2 separate regions of the Homo sapiens genome follow, and region 2 is linked to region 1. The links are chromatin loops, found by intact Hi-C in ENCODE. Cell type or tissue: MCF 10A. All regions are shown on one strand. Each heading gives the region's core, and the rest is flanking DNA. Links, peaks and the distances in the headings are about the cores only. Region 1 overlaps ST7L (suppression of tumorigenicity 7 like). Region 2 overlaps LINC02884 (long intergenic non-protein coding RNA 2884).

What was found. Hi-C counts contacts between places; a loop is a spot of excess contacts. Peaks named below come from ENCODE experiments on the same cell type or tissue, not always from the same donor. Only the 100,000 strongest peaks of a DNase experiment are listed, where the experiment ranks them.
Region 2: it touches region 1 in a loop (9-fold over the local background); 1 of 110 quality-filtered maps calls a loop at or near these places.

What each region holds. Positions count from the first base shown.
Region 1 is chr1:112,609,207-112,616,698 of GRCh38, forward strand. ST7L (suppression of tumorigenicity 7 like) reads right to left here. Exons shown (of 15, transcript NM_017744.5): 3 at 1,635-1,797. Among named protein-coding and RNA genes, the nearest start is that of ST7L, 6.2 kb to the right of the region's middle. In MCF 10A, for the core only: a CTCF peak has its summit at 5,436; no DNase peak of the experiment used is centred there.
Region 2 is chr1:112,316,958-112,321,957 of GRCh38, forward strand. The region is part of intron 1 of LINC02884 (long intergenic non-protein coding RNA 2884); the gene reads right to left. Among named protein-coding and RNA genes, the nearest start is that of LINC02884, 41 kb to the right of the region's middle. RefSeq lists an enhancer at 2,285-3,484. In MCF 10A, for the core only: no CTCF peak of the experiment used is centred there; a DNase peak (open chromatin) is centred at 2,884.

The sequences.
Region 1 (7,492 bases), core at 2,493-7,492:
CCTTTCCTAATTATGTATCATTAAAAATATTTGCTTTCTAGCTGGCCAGGCTCAGTGGCTCACGCCTGTAATCCTAGCACTTTGGGAAGCCGAGGCAGACAGATCACCTGAGGTCGGGAGTTCAAGACCAGCCTGGCCAACATGGTGAAACCCATCTCTACTAAAAATACAAAAATTAGCTGGGTGCAGTGGTACATGCCTGTTATTTCAGCTACTTGGGAGGCTGAGGAAGGAGAATCACTTGAACCCAGGAGGCAGAGGTCGCAGTGAGCTGAGATTGCACCACTGCACTCTAGCCTGGGCTACAGAGACTTCGTCTCAAAAAAAAAAAAAAATGCTGGGTATGGTGGCTCACGCCTGTAATCCCAGAACTTTAGGAGGCCAAGGTGGGCAGATCATGAGGTCAAGAGATTGAGACCATCCTGGCCAATATGGTGAAACCCCATCTCTACTAAAAATACAAAATATTAGCCAGGCATGGTGGTGCATGCCTGTAGTCCCAGCTACTCGGGAGGCTGAGGCAGGAGAATCATTTGAACTTGGAAGGAGAGGTTGCAGTGAGCCGAGATCGCACCACTGCACTCCAGCCTGGCAACAGACAAGATTCTGTCTCTAACTAAATAAATAAATAAATTTGCGATTACTCGACACAAATAGAGGAACAGTCTACAATAAAAGTATGACAATGGAATATCCATCCATGAAGAGCTGAGACTTTGATGCCTTTTTAAGTATACTGAAAAAAATTTTTTTTCCTACTTTTCTCTCTTGGCAGAGATGGCTGTTTCTGTTCTCTCCTTTATTAGTCATAAGATTCCCTGATTTGCTGGGCGTATATATATATATACACTGAGAAAATGATGAAAATTTCTAGCCTTCCTTATAGCTAGTAATGGCCATATGAAACAGACCTGACCAGTAGGAAGTAAGGTGAAATAGTATGTAACATTTCTGAGAATAGTCCTTGGCTTCTGTGGGGTGGAGTAGAGGGAAGTAGTGACCTTACCCCGGATTTCTTTCCTTCCTACTGATTGGAATGTGGATATGATGGCTGAAGCAAGAGCAACAGTCTTACACGACAAAGTAAAAACTACATTTGGAGATGGCAGGCTAACAAAATAGAAGGGGTCTGGGTATCTGATGATTATTGTTTTCCATACTAGCCATGGACTAACTATATTAACATGAAAGACAAATTTCTGTGTCTTGGTCCATTTGGACTGCTATAACAAAATATCACAAACTGCGTAGATTATAAACAGTATAAATTTATTTTTAACAGTTCTGGAGGCTGGGAAGTCTATGACCAAGGTACCAACAAATTTGGTGTCTGGTGAGGGTCTGCTTTCTGGTTCACAGACGGCGCCTTCTCGTGGTGTCCTCCCACGGTAGAAGTGGCAAGCAGCTCTCTGGGGTCTCTCATAAGGGCATTCATCACATCCCTGAGGGCACTGCCCTCATGACCTGATCACCTCCCAAAGACCCTACCTCGTAACATCACATTGGTGATTAGAATTTTGGGGGAAACACAAACATGCACACCACAGCACTCTGCTGTTTTGAGTTTTCTATCTCCCAGAGCCAAACTCAATCTTAAATACACAGCTCTGAAAACACATTAGAAAAGTAGTCACCTGACAAATTCTGTCTGCTGGTTTCATTTTCTCTGTTCCTCGAAGGAGAACCTGGTTCTGAAATGCTGCTCTCTGTTCCTCCCATCAGTGGTTGCAAATGGCTTACAGATACTTGCTCAATAAAAGATGTGCCATGCTTATGGAAGTACCACCATTCAAATATCTATGACAAACAGAAAATATCCTGCACTTAGAATCGATCAGCAGATACATGAGCTCAAATTAAAACATTCTCTCAAGATGTCCTGTTCAATTCAGCATTTTAAATGCACTCTCCTTTCAAAAAGAAAAAAACATACAAACACAAGATTCACCAATAACATGTCACGTAAAAGTGAAATACATTTTTTATAGTTCCGTCATAAAATTTAGACAAGCTTAAGCAAAACTAGGCATATGTAATAAAGCATTAAAAACAGAAAGAAGCATTTTAATCTATAAGTAATTTAACTCTGTTAAGTTACATTGTCATTTTATTCTATCTGCAGCATAAACAGTTTTCAAATAATAAGCATAGTGGATGAACAGACTAGACTAGCATCAGCATGCCCATGTTTTAACTCCCAAATCAGTCATTTATTAGCTGTGTGCTGTGGGCAAGTCACTTAATCTCTTAATATCTCAGAGCCTCAGCTAAATGTGGTTAACAAGAATTATAAGAAAGTGCTTTCTGAAGCAAAAAGTACTACTCTGGTATTTGGCAAAATTATTAATAAAGGTTAAGGTCAAGTTGATTCCCATATTGAACCATTTAAAAATCAGGATATTCATTTCTTTCTATTTCCATGGTTTATCACTGATATAAAAAGAGAAACCAGGCCAGACACGGTGGTTCACGTCTGTAATTCCAGCACTTTGGGAGGCCAAGAAGTCCCAAAAGAGGGATCCTCAAGAAGAATCGCTTGAGCCCAAGAATTCTAGACCAGCCTGGACAAAACAGTGAGACCTCATCTCTACAGAAAAATATAAAAATAAAATATTAGCTGGGTGAGGTGGTGCATGCCTGCAGTTCCAGCTACTCAGGAAGTTGAAGTGGGAGGATCTCTTGAGCCCAAGGAGGTCAAGGCTGCAGTGAGCTGAGATTGCACCACTGCCCTCCAGCCTGGGCAATAGAGTGAGACCCTGTCTCAAAAAAAAAAAAAAAAAAAAAAAAAGTCACCTGACAGACTAGTCTTCTGCCAAATGTAGTGGATACATGTATTACTTTAAAGAATAAACAAAGCATATGCACAACTAAGAGATTTTAATCTTTTTATTTCCTTTTTTTAAAATGTTTTGAGATAGGATCCCACTGTCACCAGGCTGGAGTACAGTGGCATGATCACAGCTCACTGAAACCTTGACCTCCCTGGGCTCAGGTGATCATCCCACCTCAGCCTCCCGTGTAGCTAGGACTACAGGCATGTGCCACCATGCCCAGCTAATTTTTATGTTTTTTGTAGGGACAAGGTTTTGCCATGTTGCCCAGGCTGGTCTCAAATTCCTGGGCTTAAGCGCTCTGCCCTCCTTGGCCTCACAAAGTGCTAGGATTATGGGTGTAAGCTACCATGACCGGCCAGATTATAATATTTTTGAAAACTATTTTACTATGACCACAAACAGAACCCATCACAAAAAAATCAGCATTTTCAAATCTGTAGGAATGTTATTTTTTTGCTTCAGTAAATAACAGAACAAATATGCTACATAGGTGCCAAAAGTATAGTCATGTTGGGGCCCGCTGACTACATGCCACAACGTTTATAGGAAAGTGTGAGAAAATCATGGTGCAGCATTTTTTCTATCATGTCACTAATGTTTTATGCTCAGTCTAAAATGGTATCTCTTTCTGCTCACTCTTAAGTTAGCAAGAATTACCACCAAATGAGGCCATGGTTTGACTTCTACCATATATTTTACTAAGAAGTGAGATAAAACTTCTTTACACAAGCAGAAACTGTTCATGTGACAGAAAAGGTTTATATTGAATAAATCTTGGCTAAGAAAATTGGATAGGGCCAGGCACGGTGGCTCATGCCTATAATCCCAACACTTTGGGAGGCTGAGGTGGGAGGATCACTTGAGGCTGGGAATTTGAGATTAACCTGGACAACATAGTGAGACCCCATCTCTACAAAACATAAAAAAAATGAGCCAGGTGTGAGGGTGTGTGCCTGTAGTCCCAGCTACTTTGGAGGCTGAGGTGGGAGGATTGCTTGAGTTCAGCAGGTCAAGGCTGCTGTGAGCTGTGATTGTACCACTTCACTCCAGCCTGGGTGACAGAGTAAAACACTGTTTCGAAAAAAAAAAAGAGAAGATAAGTACCATCAAGGGCAACAACAACACACTTCCCTTCACCATACAAAGTGCAGGTGGGTTTTCTAATGAATGAGTATGAAGTTAGGGGCTTTTTTCAACTTTTGAGTCAACTTTTTAACACAAATGAACAATGGTAATAATAACTGCAAATACTTATCAAAAGCTTTCTATGAGCCACACATTATGCCAATCCTTGACATGCATTATGTCATTTAATTTTTATAACAACTGATTTTAGAGATGAGGACACACATTCCAAATTTAAATAACAGTTCACATCACTGGTAACTGGCAGAGCTGGGATTCTTATTCAGGTTTGCCTGACTTCGGAGCTTCCAACCATTACACCAGACTGATTCATAAATATATCTCTTTATACATGTATATGTGATTATATGTATATACAAGTTTGTTAAATCCAGGTGGTAAAAGAAATTATAAACACAACAACCTTTGCTAATAAAAACCCATCAACATTGCAAGGGTAATAATACAGTTTAACCTTTAAAATGTTACTTGAATTTCCTAATTTGTGTATATTTAAAATGCGGTTTTATAAAGAGTAACAAAAGGTTTTTTTGGGTTTTTGTTGTTGTTGTTTTGTTGTTGAGACAAGGTCCACTCTGTTGCCCGGGCTGGAGTGCAGTAGCATGATCACAGCTCACCACAGCCACGATTTCCTGGGCTCAAGCAATCCTCCCACCTCAGTCTCTGAAGTAGCTGGGACTACAGGAATGCGCCACCACAACGCGCTAAATTTTTAAAATTTTATACAGAGACCAGATCTTGTTCATTTGTCCAGGCTGCTCTTGAACTCCTGGCCACAAGCAATCCTCCTGCCTCAGCCTCCCACAGTGTTGGCAGTACAGACACGAGACACCACACCTGGCCACAAAAAGTTTTTTACAAGGTTTTAGACATCATATATATAAGTTATCCCCCTCTTATAAATGAGGAAATTATAGCTTAGACAGTTTATGTAGCTTGCCCAAAATTATCAGCTAGTAAGTGGCAGAGTTAAGATTCAAAATTTTATCTTCTGGTTCCCAAACCAGAGCTTTTTCCACTATATCAGCTGCTTAATATTGATAGTTTCTTTAAAACAAACAAACAAAAACCATATTAAATAGAGACAGGGTCTTGTTGTTGCCCAGGCTGGTCTCAAACTTCTGGCATTAAGGGATTCTCCCACTCCATCCTCCCAAAGTGTTGGGATTACAGGTGTAAGCCACCGTGCCTGGCTTAAAGACAGTTTATCGTCTTTACTTAGACTTTTGTATGCTATGGACTAAACATGCTAAAATATGCTTATGTTAAATTATGAGGCTTATATTAACATGTAGTTTTAATCCTGAATTCCTCAATAGCTTCTATTTTTTTTAGCCAAGAGAAAAATCTCGTTCTTGTTTGGCATTTCACTTTAACAAAATGGTCTGTATTTAGTCCCTATTTAAAAAAATAGATCCAATACAAATGCTATTTCTACTACAGCTGGAGAGCACCACCTAGAGATAAAAAAAAGAACAGGCTGGGCATGGTGGTTCACGCCTGGAACCTTAGCACTTTGGGAGGCCGAGGAGAATGGATCGTTTATGCCCAAGCGTCTGAGACTACCCTGAACAACACAGTGAGACTCTGTCTCTACAAAAAATAAATAAAAATTTAAAGGGAAGAGAAAAATTTATTGGCTATGCATGGCATAAAACTTCTTAAGATTTTTATCTGCAGCAGTATTGTTCCAAAGTGTACACTAGTAAACATGACATCCTAGGGATGTTAACGTGAATTATAAAAAATATTTTATTTTTTTTAAATTAAAAATATCTTCTTCAAGGAAAAGTTGAATTAAAGTTAAACAGTTTTGTTGTTTTTGTTTTTTGAAACAGAGTCTTGCTCTGTCACTCAGGTTAGAGTGCAGTGGCACCATCTTGGCTCACTGTAACCTCTCCCTCCAGGGTTCAAGTGATCCTCCCACCTTGGCCTCTCCAGTAGCTGGGACTATAGGTGCGCCACACACGCCTAATTTTTGTATTTTTTTGAAGAGACAGGGTTTTTCCATGTTTCCCAGGCTGGTCTCGAACTCTATCACCCCACCTCGGTCTCCCAAAGTGCTAGGATTACAGGTATGAACCACTGTATCAGGCCAAACAGGTTTCTTAATTGTGAGAATTCTCAGAATAATGGCCAAAATTCATTAAGTGTACATTCTGAACCAGCTATCATGTTATAAACTTACAACATTATCTGATTTACTCTTCATAATCCTATAAAGTTCATGCTATTAACTGCCAGTTAACAGATGAGGAAACTGGGGCTTGAAAAAACTGTAAGTTGAATTCATGACACATAAATTTTAGTCTTCCCAATGTTGCCAATATTAAAATGCTGTAGTCAGACATGGTGGCACATGCCTGTAATCCCAGCTACTAGGGAGGCTGAGACGGGAGGATGGCTTGAGCCCAGGAGTTAAGGCCACAGTGTGCTATAATGGTGCCTGTGAATATCGACTGTACTCTGGCCTGGGCAACGTAGTGAGACTCCATCTCAATTTTTTTTTAATGGGCAAATTTTATATAAAAACTGTATGTCCAGGTTCTACTTATTTATTCATTCATTTTTGAGAAAGGGTTTCTCTCTGTCGCCCAGGCTGGAGTGCAGTGGCAAGATCTTGGTTCACTGTAACCTCCACCTCCCAAGTTCAAGAGATTCTTATGCCTCAGCCTTCCGAGTAGCTGGGACTACAGGCACATACCACCATACCCAGTTATTTTTTGTATTTTAGTAGACGGAGTTTCATCATGTTGGCCAGGCTGTTCTTGAACTCCTGGCCTCAAGTGATCTGCCTGCTTCAGGCTCCCAAAGTGCTGGGATTATAGGTGTTAGCCACCACGTCCGGCCTGTCTGGGTTCTCTTTAAATCATTTGAAAAATTGAAAAACCTGGTAATACTAGTTCCAAGTCTATATGGCAACAATTAGCTTTAGCCTCTTTTAGAAGGGGCATGCACTGTCCAGGCTACCCAGTCCTCAAAGAAATAAGAATTTAATTATTAAACTCTATCCATTTCACTCATTTTTGTTACCAACTTGGGCTCTGCAGGCATTTAATTTCCAACACACCCCAAGCCCTCCCTGACTACAGTTTACAATAAGCCTTTAATATGTAAATAAATACTGTCAATCTCTTAAAAGTAGATTGGGAGATGCAGTGTTCCCCAAACTTGTTTGAATAGGTAACTCTTTTCAAATGCTGAATACATTTTGGAAATGCTAATCCATAGGTAATAATAATTTATAATTATTATAACCATATAAAGGATCTTTAGGCCAGGGCGGTGCCTCACGCCTGTAATCCCAGCACTTTGGGAGGACAAGGCAGGCGGATCACCTGAGGTCAGGAGTTGGAGACCAGCCTGACCAATATGGTGAAATGCCATCTCTACTAAAAATACAAAAATTATCCGGGCATGGTGGCCGGCACCTGTAATCCCAGCTACTCGGGAGGCTGAGACAGAAGAATTGCTGGAACCTGGAAGGCGGAAGTTGCAGTGAGCCGAGATCA
Region 2 (5,000 bases), core at 1-5,000, 290 kb before region 1:
CTTCACGTTCTTAGCCCAAGGTCTTATTTTCTTTCTGTATAACTTCCTTTGGTCTAACTGAAGTCCGTCTCATTGCAGATGAAGGTCGTGCCCTCTAAATGTTGACTTTTGTGGAGAATGAAATATAATTGCCCTCCCTCCTTAGGGTGGAAGCTCTGCCTATTCTTCATATGAAAGTCTTGGGATTCAAGTGCTTCAGAAACCCTGGATCTATCATTGCCTCCAACTCACCCTCTTGAATGCATTACTGGCCTGTGCAAATGCAACTATTTGATTAGTGCTTGAGTGGTGAGAGGCCCCTTCCCTTCTCAACACCCTATTATATGCTCCAAGGCCACCCACATGCTCCGCTGCTTTGCATTTGCCCTGCAATCTTTCATGCCAGTTGACTTTTCATCTCCAAATCCCTTTTCACATTAAACACAAACCCACACACTCTGTCCCATTTTCCTTTGAAATAAATCATAAGCCCATGCCAGAAACGACTCAGGGTGTTCTCTGGAATTTGTAAACAGCATTAAAGTCTTGTGGGAAATGTCACAGAGTGTTGGTCTGAATTTATTAAGTAATTTCTCAGCTTAAAATATATCTTTCCAGGCTGCTGTCTGACAACATTTACCTCTAATGGAATTTTATCCACTCTTGATCACTAAACTAAGCACACTTCTATCCCAGAGTGCAGATTCCTGAGCTCTTCCTGTTCGGCTCTCAGTTAGGTAGGTTTCAGACACACTAGCCGTGCCCCTGCCTTTCAAAACCACTTGGAGCTGTAAGTGCCCAGCTATTCTCTATATCCGAGGGTGCCAGCACACCATTACACCACATGTACATGGATGCCACTGAACTTACAAACATGTTAATAACATCCACATTCAGCACTCGCCAGAGGCGGAACCAGGAAATGTCTCAGAGAAGGTTCTTTCTTCCTGCCAAATCTCCATCAGCTCCCAAGCTACCCCAAATAAACATACTTTTTAAAACAAAACCATAGTTGACTGTACAAAGTAACTACAAGACCAGTTCCGTTGCCTGCCTCCTCTTTTCTCAACCAGTTGTCATCTGTTAAGCCCCTCCTTTGGAGAAATGTTGGCACTGTCCTTGGGTCATTTTGAATTCTAGTTTCAATCAGTCAATTAAACAACACATCTATAAAGAGCAGCTGTTTTGTACAAAGTTGAAATTAAGTGAGGGAATGAAGAGGCTGTCAGCTTATGTCTTTCCCAGATCCATCCTCTTTCTGTGGCCTCGGGCCTCGTTGGTTCCAGGACTCATCCTAACCAGGGCAAGAAGCCGTTTCAGCAACACAAGCCCAGCACTTGTTGGGGCCTGGCATGGGTCATAATACTCTAAGCCCAGAGTCCAGGTTAATTAACCCCAGGCCTTGTTACAACTCTGAATGTCAGTGTCCCCTACCCTGTAATACACAGAAGATAGTATAACACACTGGTCAAAAAATCTTCATCGTGGAATCAGACGGGGTTGGAATCCAAGTTCTGCTACTTACTAGCTGTGTGGCCTTGGAAAGGTTGCTTAACTACTCTCTGCTTCAGTTTCCTTATCTCTATAATGATGATAATATTATGCCTGCTTCATAGGGTTATTTTGAGAAATAAAATTCTAGATGTAAAAATGCATAAAATAATGCCTAGATATTCTTAAATAATGAACCATTAATCATAATTAACAAAAAGTCATTATTACTTATCATTATTAAATGCTTGCTACCACTTTATTGTTTGGCTGGCAGTGTACCCTTAGCTTCTTGTCTTCTAATTAGACATACCAGTCCCTCTGTGTCTATAAACCATTTACTGCCTGGTGACTGGAGAGAGGCTCAGGAAGTGGCTGCCCAGGCTGGATATGCCCAACACTTGCCTCCAAATATGGCTCTTCTCCTGGTACTGCTTTGAGGATGCAAGAACACATTCAGCTCTCAAGAGGTTTGCATTTCTGGAACTGAAGGTAAAACTGCCCACCCTGCCTTCTTCCTGAAAGAGTGCCAGGAGTCCCCTCTTCGTGGCTAGGCCAAAAGCTCCCTAGTGGCAAGTGTAGAACCAGGGCAAAAGGAATATAAGGTCTTAGTGGAAAGTGAAACTGGTTTCAATAGCCAATCTTAGAATGGAAGTTTAAAGCAACAGTTCATCAGAATATTATAAAAGTGCCAAAAAAAAAAAAAACTAGTAAGAAACAAGAAATCTGAGACAAAATATAAGTGAATGAAAACCCATAAGGCCAGGTTAAGAAGCCAAGTATAGAACTGAAACTTTGAGAGTATTCCTATTAAAAATGTTGTCTTGTTCTGGAACATATGTTCTGTTTGAACATACCCGTTCTCTGTTCTAAGAATATACTGATGAAATAGATGGAAATCGCAGGTGCATGTGCTGGCAAATGTTTATTGGTGTTCCTTTTTATCTGGACTCAAGACAGTACCCAACCTTCTGTTTGACAACATCACCTCAAACATGTTACAATTAATTATACAACTTTTCTTCACATCACATTTTAATTTGGAAAGACGTGGGAGACATCTTTGTTTCTTAAGAAGATTTGCAAATTAATCTAAACTCACTGAAAATACATTTACAAACTCACAGTGGGTTAGTTATATGTATTCTAACCTCGTTCTCATTTTTCAACTTCAAAGGATGGTTTTCTAACTGTGTGTCTGAAGTCTAGAGGATATTTTGAGTCATTTGAGAGATGAAATAAACTATACATTTATTCGTTTACTTTATACTTTGGATTTTTAAATAAGCATAAAGAATATGACAATTTAAAATGTTTCTTCTATGTCTTAAACCCTGATTAAAGCAATGGAGTGAAAGAATGTTCCTACATGTCAAGACAAGCACTCAGGCAGTGGGCGGAAGGCAGGACTCTGTGCTGGGCATGTCAGTGAGCAAGCCTGACCTGGGAGTCCGCGTTAGGGCTATCAAATCCAACAGTTAATGAGTAAAACTACAGAAACAACAGAGAGCATGAGGACAGGTAAGAAGGTCAAATGCAAACTGGTCAGAGCTGAAAATAAACCTAGGATTAATTATAAGTGAATTAAACCTACCAGCTCAAATGAAGTAGCCAATTTTGCATTTGACATGTATATTTGTTAGTATCATTTTTATAGGTGTGTGTGCAAAGAGAACTTATTCTATTTGTACTTTGTCAACTTTCATAGGAGACTTCTTATTCTTTAAAAAAAAAACAGTATTTTAAAAATTCATGTGATATTTCTTGTCAGTAGGGTTGGTTTTGCAAGTCATACCCCTGGGAAGTTGTTTTCAAATCTTGATCTGCATCAGAATTACTGGGAGTCTCTGAGGCAGGAGGGCTGGGTGTCTGCATTTTGTACACATTTCTCAGTTGAGTCTAAGGACCAGTAACGCTTAAAAACCATTACCCTAGAAAACAGCTCTGTCTTCCTCTACAGCACGTGAGCTACATGACTAATTGCTACTTAGTGCTTTTATTCTCTCACTTCTCTCTTTCATTTCTACTTAGGAACTCATTAGAATATAAGGAAAGTCACCTGGTTATTAGGAAGAACCTCCTTGAGATGTTATCCCTACCTTCCAGTTACTTACCAGGAGAACCTAGTAGGAAGACAAAGCATAGACATGGAAGTTCATTACTAATATAAGCAACCTGGGATGGGGTAAGGGTGGGAATGTCCTGTTGGCACATATCTAGAAGTTTAGACAAGCAAAAGATAGGGGTACTGTGACTGGAGATGACTTTGTAATAAAAATGAGTCTTGGGAGTGCTAAAGGATGGGTAGGGTGTACAGAGACAAGTACTTGGAGGAGTGTTGCCGGGTGAGAGAAGGCTGCAACTTGAGGTTGCCGAGCAATTATCAGGGTTCCTCTTTGCTGTGATAATATGCTAATTAAAATTGTCTTCAGCTTCCACAGGCACTATCTAGTTAATGCTCAAAAGGGAGGAATTTTTAAAAAATGAGTCCATAAAATTTAGTACCAACTTAATTTTTATTCATTGTGAATCAATGCAGAAACCAAAATAGACCTAACACATCGTTGTTGAGTGTGTTTTGGAATCACGACACATTCTTGGCTGGAATCAGAAAGGTGTTAAAACTAAAGAGAAGGTCCCAGGTCTGCAATTCCACTTGTGCTTGCACTTCTGCCCTTGGCATCTTCTAATAGGAACATCTCCAGGAACAGGAAGTCAGCAAAACCCATTAATGGGTATACGGTAAAGCTGCAGGGCATATATACAGTACCACCCTGGACCTGGGTAACCAGGACCTCTGCCCTTGGCTCCACAGTTTAGAGACCCCTGTGGCCCACCCCTCTTCCCTCTTATCCCTTCCTCAAGGGTGATGAGTCCACAGGTGAAGAAACATGCCCTCCAAGAGCCTATGAACTCCCTTGTAGATGACACTCTGGGTACTTGGGACACTGGAATTCCCTGCCCTTCACAGGCCACTTCCACAGGTCCATATTTCCAAGGGCAGTCAGTGCCAAAAATATGCACACCCCTCATACCCACTTGTACAAACATAGCTTGGACAAGTGGGTAAAGGCCTTAAAGGATGGATGGGTGAGAGTTGAAGTCAGCAAGGGAAAGGGCTAGGAGATGGGGTGGAGGGACCTCAATTTCCACCCTTCCCTGGACCGTAGTAAAAATATTAAGGAGGTCACCAAAAATCCCAACCCCTTGGGATTTGTGACAGCCCCTTTCTATTTCCTGTCCAAAAGTCAAATATTAGGGGGCCATACCCTACATCCTATGTTTCCATGGGGAAAGGGGCATGCCACTTCATTCCCAGGGAAAGAACAGTAAAACTCTCTCCATCCTCTCTCCACTCCCTCTGGTTCTCCCCAAAGGAGAAGAAATGACCTATCTTATTGGCGAAGTTGGAGAAATGTTTGTGAATGCATAACTCAGCCCTTCCTGCATCTTATAAACCCTACCTGCCTGTAGCCATCACCTTTTCTCCTCCATGTGGGGATTAGGTCCATGCAGGGATTAGAGGGAGG